Linked DNA regions of Mus musculus: region 1 is linked to region 2. Evidence: chromatin loops called from intact Hi-C (ENCODE). Cell type or tissue: heart. All regions are shown on one strand. Links, peaks and the distances in the headings refer to the core of each region. The heading gives the core; the rest is flanking DNA.

The links. A loop is a pair of places that touch in the nucleus more often than their neighbours do. Peaks named below come from ENCODE experiments on the same cell type or tissue, not always from the same donor. Only the 100,000 strongest peaks of a DNase experiment are listed, where the experiment ranks them.
Region 1: it touches region 2 in a loop (6-fold over the local background); 15 of 42 quality-filtered maps call a loop at or near these places.

What each region holds. Positions count from the first base shown.
Region 1 is chr5:106,361,474-106,369,953 of GRCm38, forward strand. 4930458A03Rik (a long non-coding RNA gene) reads left to right here. Exons shown (of 3, transcript XR_880514.1): 3 at 2,164-2,698. Among named protein-coding and RNA genes, the nearest start is that of 4930458A03Rik, 22 kb to the left of the region's middle. In heart, for the core only: a CTCF peak has its summit at 3,725 (motif pointing right); no DNase peak of the experiment used is centred there; H3K27me3 peaks cover 266 bases.
Region 2 is chr5:106,781,588-106,790,067 of GRCm38, forward strand. No RefSeq gene overlaps it. Among named protein-coding and RNA genes, the nearest start is that of Gm33327, 17 kb to the right of the region's middle. In heart, for the core only: a CTCF peak has its summit at 3,708; no DNase peak of the experiment used is centred there; H3K4me3 peaks cover 1,410 bases; H3K27ac peaks cover 1,091 bases.

The sequences.
Region 1 (8,480 bases), core at 281-8,280, 420 kb before region 2:
TGTCTCATTCCTTAAGCCATGATGTTAAGTCCTATAGAAAGTCAGTATAGTTATCCCTCAGTGAATTCTAAGACAGGAGAATCCTAGCTTGGTCATAAGCCACCAAGGGGAAAAAAATACCACAGTGGAATAGCCACCCGGTATGAATGAAAACATTCCCCAGTTTTCAGTTGGGGAAATATAAAGCAATTTTAGAGTGTGTGTAACAAGAAAAGAGTTTCAGCTAGAGCGGCCAAAGAGCTGTACCCTCTGAAAGGAGGGGAAGTTGATCTCCTGTGGCCACAGCGCAGAGGGCAGATGGGTGCCGTACGTTAGTGGGGGGCATCGGATCTAGCCAAGTTGCCAGGTCTCTTCCATGGCTGCCACTGTTCTGGAGTACAGTGGCCAGGAGCCAAGGTCAGGGCCACTGACCAGGAAGTGACTAGGAAGTGACCAGGAAGTGACCTTGGTAGGCTTGAGCAGCTTCCAGCAGCAAAAGCTTCAGGAGAGACGTCTCTTCCCCAAAGTGCTACACACAGCTCTGTATGACAGACGCTGTCAGCTCTCAGACGATCGTTGGTGAAATAGCTCTCCTGCCCTTGATTCCTTGTGACAGGGCCTTATATGCATTTTGGGGTGGGGTGGGGTCTAAGAGCAGATGCTTTCTATTGGCTTGGTCTGAGATGTTAGGGATGCTTCATCTGCTTGAGGAAGGGCTTTGGATGTTGCCCCTATGTGACTGACTGTCACAGTCCTCTCCATGGGGTGTCCTGGTCACATGTCCCAGAACAGGAACCTGGTTGGAAGTAGATGAAATACCTAATGCTCTCAGGTATGAGAGAACTGGGGTTTCTGAATCCACTTGACCTTACCAAGTTTTCTGTCTGATGGCACAGTCCACTGCCCCACAGCTGAACCCCCCCCCCCACCCCGCCCAGGCTTCGTTGGAAGAGCCCTCCAATAATATATTACAAGGATAACAGGAATCCTCTTTATTTTAAGCACCATTTGGAAATGTTACTTATTCCATCTCACAAACACCATCAGGGCTCCTGGGCTGTAAGCTTGCCAGTTGAAATTCTCTTTATTTCCTTACCTACACTACTGCCCACCACCACCACACAGGCATGTGTGGGGGTGTATTAGCCCCATGCACCCCATAATCTGCCTCCCTCAGAAGCTGAGCAGTGGAATCACCCACCCACACCAGAACTAGCAGAGCTCGACACCAAATAGCCAAACCCAGGCAGAGTGAGAATATATAATCTCATTGTTCACACTTAGGGCATCAAATCCAAGTAGCTGCATAGAAACTTGCAGTGCCAGACTCCTTAGGAAAACACCCTACCAACACAGAGGAAGTCTGTGGTCTAGAAAAAGAAACCAGTTCAAGGGAATGTGAAGTTCTTGGGAGGAAACAGGCCAAATGAAAGCAGACTTATTTTAGCAACTCCTCTTCCTCCCTCCATATCCAGTCACCCACCACTTCTGATGTGTTTCATGTCTGAAATACATCAAATCCATTTGCTTTTAATATCCTTATGATGCACACAGCACACATATTTACACACTGTCTGCACACAACTACCTAGTATTTACCCAATAACTCCCAGATAACTGCACAGCACCTCAGGATTTCCACAGAGCAGCCTTCTTCCTGCTACAGCCTCATCTGCCTGCATCCCCCCTTCCCTGGATCCACCATGTTCACCAACAGCTTCACTCTCTTGTCATTTGCCTGAAATGATCTTCAGCGACCCAAAACACTTTCCAGTATGTTCTCCAAACCATAGTACATACCTTCTACAGGGGCCACGTGATTTGTGAGTTTCCCTGTGTCTTCTACCATTCATTGTAGAAGTTCCATCTTCTTCCCACCTATGTCTGTGTAGCCCAGATCATAACTATATCATAGCAATTTGTTTCTGGTTAGAGTATGAGCCTCTTAGTCAGCAAGGGCCACCTTATTCGTAGTCTCTGTCACTGTATGCTCCACGGTAAAGTGCTTGGTACTCACAGGTACTCCTTACATACCCAGTGGGTGGGTACGTGGGTAGGTGGATGGATAACTCATTGCTCCTTCCTGACATATCTTTTACCCCGCCCCTGCAACATAATATTATTTTCCTGAATGGGGTGGAGGGTTTTTGGGACAAGTTAAACACAGGGCATCTTTATTTTCAGTGGTCCCTGGCAGTTTGAGAGAGAGAATCCAAAAGATGGAGAGAGTGGAAGCATCAAAAGATAAAACACGCAAGAGACACAGGAGAAGAGTTCTGGGGACCACAGGAGAAAGGGCAGAAAGGACATCTGGCGAGCACGTGAAGGAAAGACATCGCGCTAGCACGTGGAGGAGAAGACAGCGGGAGGGGGGCGGGGGGAAGCACGCGGAGGAGAGGACATGGGGCGAGCGCGTGGAGGAGAGGATATTGGACGAGCGAGGGGAGGAGAGGACATGGGGCGAGCAGGTGGAGAAGAGGCCATTGGGTGAGCATGTTGAAAGAACATCTGGCGAGCGCTTGAAAGCAAGAAAGACAAGCGTAGGGCAGAAGGAGCGAGCATGAGCGAGCAGTGCGCCAAGAGAATGAGAAGGATGGAGAGCTGTTCCTAGCAAAACCAGGGGAAGGGGGGACCTAATAAGAAGCAATTAGAAGGAAAGTGAAAAGACTTATTCTAGGAGTTTGGTGTTAAAAAGCAAATGAAGTGGAAATTTTGTAAGTGTTAAACTCTACCCAAAAACAGTATGAGGGGAAATTTTCACACAGTATAACTTAAAACAAGTAAAAAAAAAAAAAGTATAACAAATTTGTGTTTGGATGATAGAGCATACAAGATCATAATTAAAACACTTTACCAACGCTAATTAAGGTAGGTAGGTCAATGTTATTGGCCTGTTTTTTGGTTTTTGTTTTGTTTTGTTTTGTTTTGTTTTAAGTAAAAACAGCCGTTGGAGTGGGAGAGCTCAGAGGCCTCAGCAGGCTCACCCAAGTGTGAACGTCAGGAAAGAACCGGGTAGTTGGACTGCTCAGAGACAGCTCCAGGGAAGAGGAAGCGCCTAAGAAAATCTCCCGGGCACAAAGGGGAAATACAAATGAGCAAAAGACAGATAAGGAACATAAAATGTATTGTTTTTCTGAGAAACATTCAAGGCTTTCAACGCACCATCATGTTCAGCTAGCTGCATCCTAGAAGGGCCAGCGGGCAACTCCACTAAAGAAAGAGAACTCTAGAGTGAACCTCAAACTCATGCTGGTTCCTGACTTAGACCCAGGGCCAGAGACATTCAGAGACCCCAAAGGAGACCTTAGAAGTCCAGGAATCCTGTGCTAGCTCAAGTAGATGGCACATCTCGGTGGCCTCTTCCTGACTTCCATGCTTCCAAGCATGATGCGTCTTTATATGTAGGTAGGACTTCCAACAATGCCACTAAAGCTTTGGACACTGGAGTCTCCTGGATGCCCCCACGTTCTTGTGTCACAGCCATTAACTCTGGATTACAAAGATCTAGACTATAACCCCCTGGAGATCAGAGCAGCCTTCCTTACTCCTTGAATACAACCCCCATCAAGAGGCCCATTCTGGAATAATTGGCAAATAAATTTGGTGATGGAATAGATACATAAGTAAATATATCTTTATAAATTATAAATTATAATTATATATACACATACATATCACATATACATGGGCACAGACCCCTTGAGGGTTTGTGACAACCCTTAGGACACCTAGCTACAGTTTGAAATATCCACCACTAGATGGCACTATTTTAATGATACAGTAAAGCCTTTTATCTGATGCGGCCGCTGTCACAGGCGAGGTTGATGCAAAATGTACATTCCAAAAGTCAAATGTTCCTATCCTGCTGCTGCTTACCATCTATAACGCTTAATGTGATCCTCGTCAGAGGGGAACGACTTCCAATCAGTTCTCAAGTCTCCAACCTCACTGGTACTGCTGCCCAAAGCGCCATTGGAATGTTGGGTGTTTTCAATAACCTGTGTCATTTGTTAGATTTGTTATCGTTACAGTTGTTTTCAGTCTCATATTGAAGGACTTCAATGACACCCCTGCGGACAGCCCTAGACACGACTGCATAAGCGGACACCTGCTGGAGTGTTGGTGAAGGTCTGGGTTTGCCTCCTGGGCCATGGACACGCCTGCTGATGATACTGAGGCTTCATGGTGGCAATGTTACATTAGTGAGCATGAGCAGTCTTCCAGGACATAGAACCGAAAACAGGTTCCTGAGACAGATGAGGAGTGGGAAGGTGGCTGAAAGTCAAGGAGCCGACGCCTCCGGGGACCCCCTAACCCATTCGTCAGGGCAGAAAAGCTCCTCTATTCAAGTGTTAGAAACCCATTCTCCTAGTAAAAAGACAAAAATAATCAATTGCTAGTGATCTCTCATGCCTCCCTCCCTCCTCTCTCAATAGACAAAGATAATAGACAAGGGGCAAGTGATAGAGGTGATAGGTCATTGTAGCACAGCACACGTCTGCTTATTTATGTTTCGTACTCTTCTAAGTGGGATTGATTCTGCGAAATAACTTTTCATTTTGACATCACAAGGGCAACTGAGCTCTAGGTTCTTGAAGTAGCCACCCCCCCAGCCCCACCCACAGTGCTGCCCACAGTCACGGCCCCGCCCACAGCCCCAGTATGGCCCCGCCCACAACCCAGCCCCAGTTTGGCTCCACCCACTGCTCTGCCCAGACCCTGCCCACAGACCCCACCACCAGCTCCATCCAGCACACCCTCCAGTTCAAGTGCTTGCTTGTGTGCTTGTGGCCGCCTGCCTGCCTGCCTGCCATGGCCCTGAGCCTGTCTCTCCCAGCATCCGTTCTGTCCTCCTACTCCCAGCTGCTCACATGGCCGCTGGTGCATCTGAGAACACAGTGAGGAACACGTGCTCTGGGGAGTGAACACTGTGACTGTGTCTTTTGAACCCTCTCACAGCACAGCTCAGAGTAAGTGTACATGAAGACACAGGAGGACATGTGAGGACACAGGAGGACACATGAGTTCACATGAGGACATGTGAGAACACATGCATGCACATGAGGACACATTCGTGCACATGAGGGCACAGGATGACACAGGAGTGCACATAAGGACACGTCAAAAACGTGAGGCCACTCGAGGACATGTGAAGACACAGGAGCCATGACTGAGCTGGAAGTCACATGAACTCACCCTTGTCAGAGGTGGAAGGTGGCTAACACCTGACCCTCCACTCAAGCCTATGGTCCCACATTGAGTTCCAGCAATAGCCTTTCCTCCCTAACTTCCTCTCTGCTGACGTTCTGGAACACCAATGCCCAAGGACCAGTTCACATTTTCCTCCCCCCTTTCCCCCTCACCACTCCATGCCTTGGCCTAGCTCCTCCCTTCATCTCCACGGTAACAGTCAGCCCCTGTCTCCCCCCCCCCACACACACACACACACAACCCCCCTTCACACACACAGCACATCCCTGACACAGGTTTATGAGAGTGAGAGCTTCTGTTCACTGACCAAGTTTTACTCAGAGCTTTTCACAGTAGAAGTGCTCAGTTCTTTGACCATTTACAGACACATACAGGGAAAGACAGCAATAATGGTGGTGATGGTGATGATGGTAACGGTGATGATTGATGTGTTTTCAAAAAGATAAAGAGGGGGGAGATATGTTCTATGGAGGTGTGGTGAGGTATGGGGGAAGGGAGTGCCTCAGTGGGCCCATGCCAAGGCATCCCTTCCCGCTGAGGGACCAGGCACAAATAATATAGTATAGAAGAGAGTTTATTCAGGGCGTGGGGAGGGGAGTTAGGAGGGTAGTAGAGGCAGAGAGACAGAGATACAGAGAGACAGACAGACAGAGATAGGGAGGGAGAGAGAGAGAGAGAGAGGGGAGAGGAGAGGAGAGGAGGGGAGGAGAGAGGGGAGAGGGGAGAGAAGGAGAAAGAGGAGGGGAGGGAAGAGGAGAAGAGAAGAAGTAGAGGCAGACCTAGAGAACATGGAGTGGGGGAAGGGAATGGGGGAAGAGAGGGAGGAAGGGAAGAGCTCAAGGAGGCAAGCAGCCCCTTTTAACTGTTGCCAGGTAACTGTGGGGCGGAGCTTAGACAGAATGCTAACAAAGATGATGACGGTGTTGATGGTAACGGTGCCGATGATGAGGTAATGATGATGGCGATGGTGATAGTGTAATAAATATCAGGAAATGTTAAGTAAAACTGAAGGATTGAGTTTGAACTAACCAGGACCTACAAAAGTATTTGCTTTCCATGAGTATCCTTCATTTCCGAACCACTGTTTTCTTGAATTGTAAAATGTCGAATGCTGTGTGAACTGGGCCCGAGTTACGTACACTCAACTATAAAATCAGTGGAGGGAAAATGAAATTGTCCAAGCTTGAGCAGAGAAGACACACGATGATGGTTTAGCACGAACCTAATTTTAGGGATGACAGATCCCCGTGCTCTGAGACCTGCCTGGCTTCCTACCCAGATGGGAGACTCTGTGATTTGTAATTTCAGGAATGATGGCGGGAGATCAATGTGCCGCCCCTTCCAGGCTGCATTTGCATTTTAATAGAAGACGTCAGGGCCTCTGCCTCCTGGGTGATCCATGCTGGAACCTCAGCCCTCCTGACGACTCTGGGAGGCCTCTTTCCTACTGTAGGATGGCGGCACACAGGCAAGGCAAGCCCAGAAACCGCTGAGGCCATTTGTGCATGCACATGCTTAGGTACAATTTGGTGTTTGTGAGCTAAACATTGCTAGTGTTCTTGGGATATGCGTGTGTACTGATAACAAATGAAATGGCCCGAGGAAAGCTGGGCATAGGACACATGCTAGATTCGGCACTTAGGAGATGGAGATAGGAGGATCAGGTGTTCAAAGCCTTCCCCAGCCACATAGCAAGACTATCTCAAAACAAAGGAGAAGGAAAAAGATCATCTAGTGGATAAATAGGAGCAAGGTCAACATTCTACAAATGAGAAGAATAGGCTCGTGGGTAAATGTGTCATATTAGGAAAAGGGCAAGAGCCAGGGCGCTTCACTTCCCAAAGTGTGTGCTCACACACCAAGAGTGTGACAGTGTAGACTCTGTGCTCACACACTGACTCTGTGACAGTGTAGACCCTGTGCTCACACACTGACTCTGTGGCAGTGTAGACCCTGTGCTCACACACTGACTCTGTGGCAGTGTAGACCCTGTGCTCACACACTGACTCTGTGGCAGTGTAGACCCTGTGCTCACACACTGACTCTGTGACAGTGTAGACCCTGTGCTCACACACTGACTCTGGCAGTGTAGACCCTGTGCTCACACACTGACTCTGTGGCAGTGTAGACCCTGTGCTCACACACTGACTCTGTGGCAGTGTAGACCCTGTGCTCACACACTGACTCTGTGACAGTGTAAATTAACTGTGTGCTGAGCACAGACGCTCCCTCCTCCTTCTACCCCATCACAATCCTGGAAGTGAAGACTTAGAATGTCTCAGAAGGAGGAGTGTGATGTCACCAAGCTGTTGGAAAGAATATTCTAGAGGAAATACCAGAGGCAGAACATGAGGTAAAATGCCGTGGGAATCACAGGGAGCTATCAGAGTAAGACACTTCGAGAGAATATGGACCCAGGTATAGAGGTGTGTGTGTGTGTGTGTGTGTGTGCACGCGCGTGCGTGGATGTGCATCATGTGTGTGGTGGGGCTGTTTCACCAGGTCAAGACCAAGGAGCTGACCCTGTCCCACAGGTGCTGAGGGACCAGTACCATCATGGCAGCAGAGTAGAGTCGGGCTAGAGATGTCATGGAATAACTCTGATGACCAGTCTCCAACTTCTTGGTTTGCCACTTGCCTACAATGACCTTTCACCTCCTTCATAGCAAAGTCCTTTGCTGTCATTGTTCTTATGTTGTGCATCTGAGGAGGTCAAAGTCAACCTCAGGCATTGTTCCACAAGGTGTCATTCACCTTGACTTTATTTTGTTTTTAGGTTTAGGGTCTCTTCCTCAATCCAATAGGGTGGCATGGCTGACCAGACGGCCCCAGGGATTTTCCTGACTCCACAGGGTCAGTGCTAAGATTGCAAATGGCGACCACCATGCTGAGGTTTTTGTTTTTGTTTTTAAAATCTGGGTTCCGGGACCTGAATGCAGGTCCTTGTGGTTGAGTGACAAACACTTTATCACTGAGCTATCCCCTCAGCCTCCTTCAAGACAAAATTTAGATGACAATCAAGGTCAGCTCATGATCCATCACTGAGGGAAGTTCTTGTCAGCCTCTCATAACCCAGCCGATCTTTATCTAAAGCCCTGAGCAAGTCCAGTCTTCTCAACTGTGGTTCACACAGCTCCTGCTGGAAACAGCCTTCCAGACCTCCAGAGGCAAGAGCACCCAGAACTGCCAGGTGTCTGATATGTCACAATGAATGGAAACAGGAAACATTCCGTCCTGCAGGAAGCTCCTTAGGATTAGGGAGGTAAATGTGGGAAGCCAACTCCAAGATG
Region 2 (8,480 bases), core at 381-8,380:
GGAAGCTCGCCCGCATGGGCTGCCGTGAGCCCCAACGAACCCTGCTTTTAGAACCAGGACATCTGGCACAGGAAAGTGTCTTCTACATATGCCAGTCACATCCATGCAACCAGAACAGTATGGCGGCCGAAACACATAGCTAGGCTCTCCTGCAAACCTTCCCTTGCAGGTGCACATGGGTGGGGTAAGGACAGCGCTTCTAGGCTGGCCTGGTGAACCCTATCAAGTGAAACCCCCTGTCTTTCACTTACATGCTGGCTAAATAGAAATGATTCTAGGAGCCCAGGAGAAGGTTTGTCCAAGAGACAGGGAAGGTCTCCTTCCTACACATTTGACCATAGGTTGGTACTTACGGAGCTGAGCCACTGACATGTGGCTGGTGTTGGAGTGCTTGCCTGGAGTGATGGTATTTTTACTGGTTTATAAAGGTCAGGAAATATCAGCCAGGAGAGATAGACTTTACTTATCAGTGCTGGAATGGACCAAAATGATCTTAAAATCATCATTAAAATGATCTTTAAAAGACTCTGGCTAATGCTTCTATCCTCAGACAGTGACATAAGGGCTTTTCTTCCTGTGCAGAGATTTGGCCTGGAAGGGGATTTGCTGAGCCCCTGGGAGGAGACAGCAGCTCCTTTCCCTTTGCCCAGTGCTTGCTTCAGGGCAGGCTCAGAAGCTCAGCATACTGCAAACGCTCAAACTAGCTGTATGATTTCAGCTAAGTTTACTACTTTGTGGGTCAGTTTCTTTGTTTGTATAAAGGGAATAATAACGCATGTCCTGGAGGCCTGTCAGCTCCCACCTCTTACACACACACACACACACACACACACACACACACACACAGACACACACACACACACACACACACACAGGTATGGCCTGGTACTGTGAAGTAGAAATGAAGAAATGAAGTTTCACAGGGTAACTTCGAAGGGTATCTGGGGCCAGACTCTTCCCAATGGCTATATGGGTCAGGCAGCCATTCCCTGTGGGTTCAAGTACAACCTGAAGTGTGAGTGTATGTCTGTCTGTCTGTCTGTCTGTGTCTGTGTATACACATGGCATGGGGAGGAGGAGGATCTCAGAGACTCTGAGCAAGACAAGCAAAATCTGCAGCAGGCTCCTTGACTGCCTGAGTAGGGAGAAGGGAAATGTCAGAGTTCAGAAGCACTGACATTTCTCTAGGCTGGGGTGAGAGAGGCTGGAAGCCTTGTAAAATGTTAAGAAATGGCATAGACAACTGTATGTCTGCATAGTACTATTCCAAATGCAGAGTCTCCAATACTCATTCCTCACATGTGAAATGTGAAACCAATCGTTCAAAAAAACAAAACAACAAAAGCCTCAGGAAGGATTCATTTACTAAGACCTAACAACTTAGAAATCTCTAAAATAATAAAAATAGGAAAACGATGCTCAGAGTCTCAGTGTTTAATCGCTGGCATTGAAAGATCCAAAGTGATCGGTACCCTCAGTCCTGCATTTTACACACACACACACACACACACATGCATGCACACACACACACATACATGCACACACACGCACACGCACACACACACACACACACACACACACGCACACGCACACACATGAACCCTTCAGGAATGCTTGAAGTAGAACCCATGCCTTGGGTCTTGGTATTCAGCAGTTGCAAACCAACGCTAGCAGGTGACTGACGAAGCTGCAGTCTGATGGGTGTCGGCTACATCGAAGCAATCGATGTACAATGTACAGGAAGGTGCTGTCCACTTTAAGTGTATGGTTTTGACCCTGGACAAGAGAATGAAGTACATATTTTACATACCAACCCTACCTGGCATACCCTGCCCCCAACCCTGAACTTTCCAGCCTGGGACTGGGTTGCCCTTCCCCCAGAGGATCCTCCTTATATAATCCAGACATTTTGGTTGCTCTCTCTTCTTCTCTTCTCTCTCTGCATTTGTGCCTCTTTCTTTCTTTCTTTCTTTCTTTCTTTCTTTCTTTCTTTCTTTCTTTCTTTCTTTCTTTCTTCCTTTCTCTCTCTCTCTCTCTCTCTCTCTCTCTCTCTCTCTCTCTCTCTCTCTTTCTCTCTTATCCCTTAACCCCCACATCTTTTCCCATAGCAACTTCCCTGGCCTTGGTCCTTGGGGCCAGTGAACTCTCCCAAGTGCAGCTTCCCAATAAACCTGCCTATAATATTGTCTAACCTGGTTTAAATTGGCTCATTTAGCGACAGAAGAATAACATATCATTAAGGGTGGGTCTTGTCCTCTCTATTATTTATATCTAGAGATATCCCTCCAGACACACCCAGAGGTGTGCCTCTTAGATCGACTCCAAATCCTGTCAAGTTGACAAGACTAACTCTCACAACTGCTGAGGTAGGGTTTTAAGACTGGGGAATATACACTGTGCAGGGCAGGGTGGCCAGCTGCTGTCTTCCATGTCAAATAGCAAAAGCAGCTACGGGGTTTACTGAGGCCAGTGCCACGCTCCCTTCCCATGGTGCCCCTACTCCATCACAGAACTCAGTTCTCTGCTTCCTCCACTCGCTGAGACCTTTGGGGATAAAGCACAGTAAGGACATGTGCCGCAGACTTGGGGCTATTTATGGAGGTCAGCCTACAGACCACTGAAGTCCTCTGGTAACTGGATTTGAATGAAAGAAGTCTGAGGAGAAACCAATCTCTGTCCCCTTCCCCCACAAAGTCTCCTTAACTGGCTCCTCAGGAAATGGGGGAGTTCAGCCTGCATACCGCGGCGCCAACCTGGTTGGTGGGAACAGAAAGAATTAAAATAAGGCTCAGATGTGCTCCACTCCCCTGCCCCTTAGGACCTAATGGATCCAGAGAGAAGCGCCACAGTCATTTCCAGCCAAGGTGGGGGTCGGCACTTTGCAAACTCTCCAGTGCTCATTCTATGGCAAGGCTAAGAAAGCATTCTGCCCAGTACCTTGGTTAGAAGGATTTCCTCCCCCCTCCCCCTCTTCTCCCTACCTCCCGCTCTGTCTCCTTCCCCTCCCCCACTTCCTTCTTTATTCCCTCTCTTTCCTAGGTTCCTTCTCTCCTTCCCATAATTCCTTAAAATTGTATCTAATTTTATTTACTTATTTTTAACTAGACTTTTATCACCCCTTTTCTTATTTTTCTTCCCTCTTCTATTTAAAAACCTTGCTTCGTTCATTTTTTTCCTTTCCCAGTCCCCTTTGTTACTGTGTAATTCACGCTAATTTTATTTTTATTAATTTTAAACTTTTATGTATTCTGTGTCTGTTTTGCTGCTTCTTTCTGTCATTACTGGTGGCTAGTGGTTGCCTTTAGCTGGATTTTTCTATATTTATTTATCTCATTTGTTTTGTGTTACTGATAATGTCGCTTGTTCCCCCCCCCCCCCCCGCTTTAAACTGGCCCTGGGATTGAGCCCCCAAAAGAAGGCTGTTCCCTAGGAAGACTCTCCCTTAAAACCGAAAGAGAGATCCTTCTCAACGGATGTGCAAACACCAGCATTTACGCACAAGAAATAGGAAAAGGGAAGTGAAGGCAGCACACAAGACTTTCCAACTTTTCTGTGACAGAATCCCAAGATGTCAAAGAGGAGGAGATGGCAGGCAAAGATCAGAAAGGCAAACATTTAAAATGGTGAATGATTTGAAAGAGGACAGAAATAAATGCCCAAGTCAAGCCCATTATAGGTGGCTGTGAGCCACCATGTGGCAATTCCAGCATTGCATGAAACTGGGTGTGGTGGCTCACAGCTGCCATCTCTACACTCAGGAGTTAGAGGCAGGAGGCCCAGATGTTCAAGGCCATCCCCAGCTACCTTGGCAGTCTGAGGTCAGTCTGAGGCCCAATCATTACCACTGGATGCGCTGAAATAAAAGCAGCACCAGGTTCTAGGCTGAAGTTCTCCATCATTGCCTTTGGCTGAGCCTCGGTGTCTGCATTGGTAAACTGAGGGAATGAAAGTGAGTTGATTTTGAAGACAGTAACTCTCAGTGACAATAGCTTGCTTAGTGCCATAAATTTCAGGCCCGCACCAAAAAATAAAGACTGTTTTGACTCTGATACTTACTGACCAAGGACAGGGATCAATTCAGTTTCCTTCTCAATAAAGTAGGGCTCATGAAGGTGTCTGGTTCATGAGGGTGAAGCTGGATAAAATTTACAAAGCACTTGTGGAATAATTTCTTACTGTATTAAATTTTTTTAATTTTTTAAATTTAAAATTAAAATTCCTGTATAAAAATTTGTATCTTCCAGAAAAGCACTTTAAGACAGAAGGGAAACAACTCAGAATAGCTTCAGGAAGTCCCTGAAACTGAGCAGATTCACTAGGTGCCTTTTCCCAAGACTAAACAATAAAGACTGCTGAGAATCCCTCTCAGACAAGCCAAGCTTGCAGAGAAGATTCTAAGACCAGGCCAGCTGTCTGGAAGAAGCAGATATCAGTAGAGCTGCCAGGAAGGGGTTTAGACCAGCTAAATCACTTGGAAAGTACACTCTCCGAGCTGCCAAGCTGCCCAGCTGCCTGCAGGCTGTACAGTGTGCTCCAGGTTCCAAGATTTTGTGACCTGTCACTCATACTGGGCTTGGTTTTGATGATATAGCTGTGAGTCATTTCTGCTCCTGTAAGTAACCCATAAAACTCATTGGTTCACCAAATTTGATTTTGGTGGTATCCATACGTTGGTCTGTCTGGGATGAATAGATGTATGTGTTGTGTCTCCCAGGAAAGGTCTTGTCATACAGCTTGGCATGTGCTCTAGTATGTAATAAATGCTCAACACATGCTACCTATAACTAGTGCTAGCCTTTCCTAAGTAGAATACTTCATTCACCACTTTGTATAAATTGGACTACATACCCTGCTCTGAAAGGACTGAACAACTCAGAATGTGGCCAGTGGAGTCTGGATATTGAAATATAATAGAAACAAATAGTTTGTCAACATGTTTACATGTGTTATGGCTTGTAACAAATCTCTGAGGCCAGTAGACTAAATTTGACTTCTCAGCCATAGCCCCTTAGAGGCAGCCCTCCATTTTGTCCTGAATAACTTCTCCTCCCCTGAGTGTCAAAGGTAGGAGATGAGGAACGAGGGTCAATCAATCACTAATCAATCGCCATCAGTCACTAATTAGGAAAATGCTTTATGGCTGGATCTTATGGAAGCCTTTTCTCAATTGAGGTTTCCTCCCTTCAGAAAACTCCAGCTTGTGTCAAGTTGGCATAGGAATAGCTAGTACACATTCTAAATCCTTCCCCTGGCAATATACAAAGCCATCAGGAACAGCATTCCTCCACCTTAAGGCACAGAGCAATGCTGTCTGGGCCACACTTACAACTTGGTGCATAAGAGATTATCTACCAAGAGTCCTGCCTTGATCTTTAATCTCCCCCAGTCATTCTCTGGTTGTTGAAACCAGGGTCTTAAGTTGGGGTTGAAACAAGATGGCCCCTGAGCTGGACTGTTGTAGGGTAGCCACCAAGCAGTGTGAAGTAGGGAAGAAAATGATGTGCCACACAAAGGTGTGCTTCATCTGAGCCACTGGAGTCACCAGGACATGAGGGAGGAGGCTGGGTAGTGAACTGGGTAGCCAACCACCTGGATGCCAGGCCTGTCGTGGATCTGGGTCCCAGTGTGCTCCTTGTATCCCTGAGATTCTTTGCCTCTTGATTGTTTGTAACAGCCCTGCTACTGAAGTAGCTTCAAACAATGTATATGCCTTACAAACAAAGGGCCTCCGCATCAGAATATTCCTCCTCCTCCCCCCTCCTCCTTCTCCTTTTTACTCTTTCTTATTTGAGTCAGAGTCTCTTGTAGCCCAAGCTCTGTATGTAGCTTTTTATGACCCTGAGGGTTTTTGTTTTGTTTTGTTTTGTTTTGTTTTGTTTTGTTTTGTTCTGGTTTGGTTTGGTTTTTTTCTAGACAGGGTTTCTCTGTATATCCCTGGCTGTCTTGGAACTCACTCTGTAGACCAGGCTGGCCTGGAACTCAGAAATCTGCCTGCCTCTGCCTCCCGAGTGCTGCGATTAAAGGTGTGCGCCACCTCTGCCCGGCTGACCCTGAGTTTTTAATCCTCCTACCTCCACCTTCTGAGTCCTGGGACTGTAGGTGAGGGTCACCACGACCAGTTTACGTTGTACTAAGCATCAAACCCAGGGCTACTTGTATGCTAGGCTGTCATCTACTAACTGATCTGTGTCTCCAGGCCCCAAGTATGTACAAATCTTGAGCCATAACTGTTTTTCTTTGTGTATAGCAAAGGGACAGATGTACAGCGACTCTCCAAGCGTTACCTAGAGGAGACATTGTTGGAAGCTTGTTACCGCTCCCTGTGCTATTAGTGTTTACGAGCCAGGACTGTGTGGGCAATGCTGGCTGATGGCAGTTTAGGAGGAAGAGCCTCTCTGGGGATGGAACTCAAACAGCTGTGTAGGTTGGAAGGTCAAGGTGGTCCAGAGACACTGGGGAGAGAAAGATGAAGGAGAGAGATCCACTTGGAGGATCACACAGAACTGGGTCATGTTTGTCACGATGAGCTTGGGATGAGATTCTGAGATAGACTAGGGAATGGCTGCCTGAGCACATTTCTCCTGGTTCATAAAGGATGGTCACAGTGGTGAAGGTACTCAGAGATGGAGGTCGGGAAGCAGTCACCTGCATATCCAGGTCATGAGGAGAAGCAGAGTGCCAGTCAGGAAGACTGGCTGCCCCAGGGAGCTTGAGTTATTTGAGAAATTGTTTCTCAAATAATAAAGAATAATAATTCAGAGAGTAAACAGGCAAATGAAGTAAAGAGATGGTTCTCAGAATAAGGATAAATGGCTAAAAAATACAGTAATAAAAGTGCTCGTCTTTAGTAAAATCCAAAGCACACTGAGGTTCTTTCTCAGCTCAGTCACAATGGCTTGCATCAAGGAGACAGAGATGCCGAGGGAGCTGGGGGAGGGGATTTAAATAAGTCCAGTAACTATGGAAATCAGTACGAAGTTTCCGCAAAATCTAAAAATATAATCACCATACTATCAGCAATACCACTCTTGACAAATTAACAAGGGCTTCAAACGGCACGTGGCAAGGATCCCTGTAGCCCCAGGCTTCCTACAGCCCGGTCCACAGAGGCAGAGTTAGGGTCAGCTGAGGCATCGTCCTCAGACAACAGTGTATGGAGAACGTGGCCCGTGCACAGAACAGTATACGACTGAAAGGAGAACAGAGTCATTCGCAGAAAACGGACTGAGCTGGAGATCCTCATAGTGAGTGAAATAAGTCAGACTCAGGAAGACAGAAAGGAGTTTTCAAAAGGACAGTCAGTTGGGAAGGAGAGCAAGGGGCAGCATATGGAGTATCCTGTGTATGAAGAAGTCATGATGAAGCACATGAGTGTGCACTGACCTTTAAAAAAGGCAGGAAAGTAGAAGGTGGAGATTTTTTTTTCTTTTTAAGGAGGAAGGGACCCATGGGTATGTGGGTATGCGTGAGAGTGGCAGAGGAGGATGGGAGCAGATATGATCAAAGTTGCAGCGAAACCCATTATTTTATTCAATTAATATCCTCTAATAAAAATCAAAGATAATTTGTTTAAATTCTAGATGTTAAATTTGTTTAATTTCACATTTGCTTTTCAGGATGTGATGTCACTGATAACAGTCGTCCCCAGTGACAGTCAACCCCAGTGATGGTTGTTAGCATCAGAAGCTGTTTACAACCAGCCTCTGAATCCAGGGATGACATCATCCCTAGGCGACAAGACCAGTCTGAGTCTGCTGCCATGGCAACCATAGCACACCCTCTGCGCATGCATTACCTGAAGTTACCTGAATAACCAACTGAGTGGTTGTGGTGGTCCTGACTTTGTCCCCTTTGTGGTGGTGCCTTTGTCCTCCTCCCCTGAGGACTGAGTTGTAAACTGTGTCAGTAGATTGATGACAGGAAAAACCTTGGTCTTTGCTTTTTATTTTCTGAATATAATCTTTTTTTTCTAGATAATAACTATTCCAAATGATATTTTTAATATGATTGAAACAGACACTTTCCTGATTATATTAATAACATATATGCATTACTAAAAATTAGGAAAATTAATAAGAAAGAAGGCATTAAAGCACATAGCCCTGCTACCGAGAGACAAATGCTATTAACATTTTGATTGTTTCATATTTTAATTTGAAGTTGCTTTTTTCAAGGTTCTCTCTAAGAGCACTTTAAAATGAATATGTAAATATATTTAAAAGTTTATTATATACATATTTGTATGTGTAATTTTATGTCTTTTTGCCAAGTGAGGTTATATTGTAATTTTCCACAACATTAAGTATTCTTTGGTGCCGGGCGTGGTGGCGCACGCCTTTAATCCCAGCACTGGGGAGGCAGAGGCAGGTGGATTTCTGAGTTCGAGGCCAGCCTGGTCTACAAAGTGAGTGCCAGGACAGCCAGGGCTACACAGAGAAACCCTGTCTCAAAAAACCAAAAAACCAAAAAACAAAACAAAG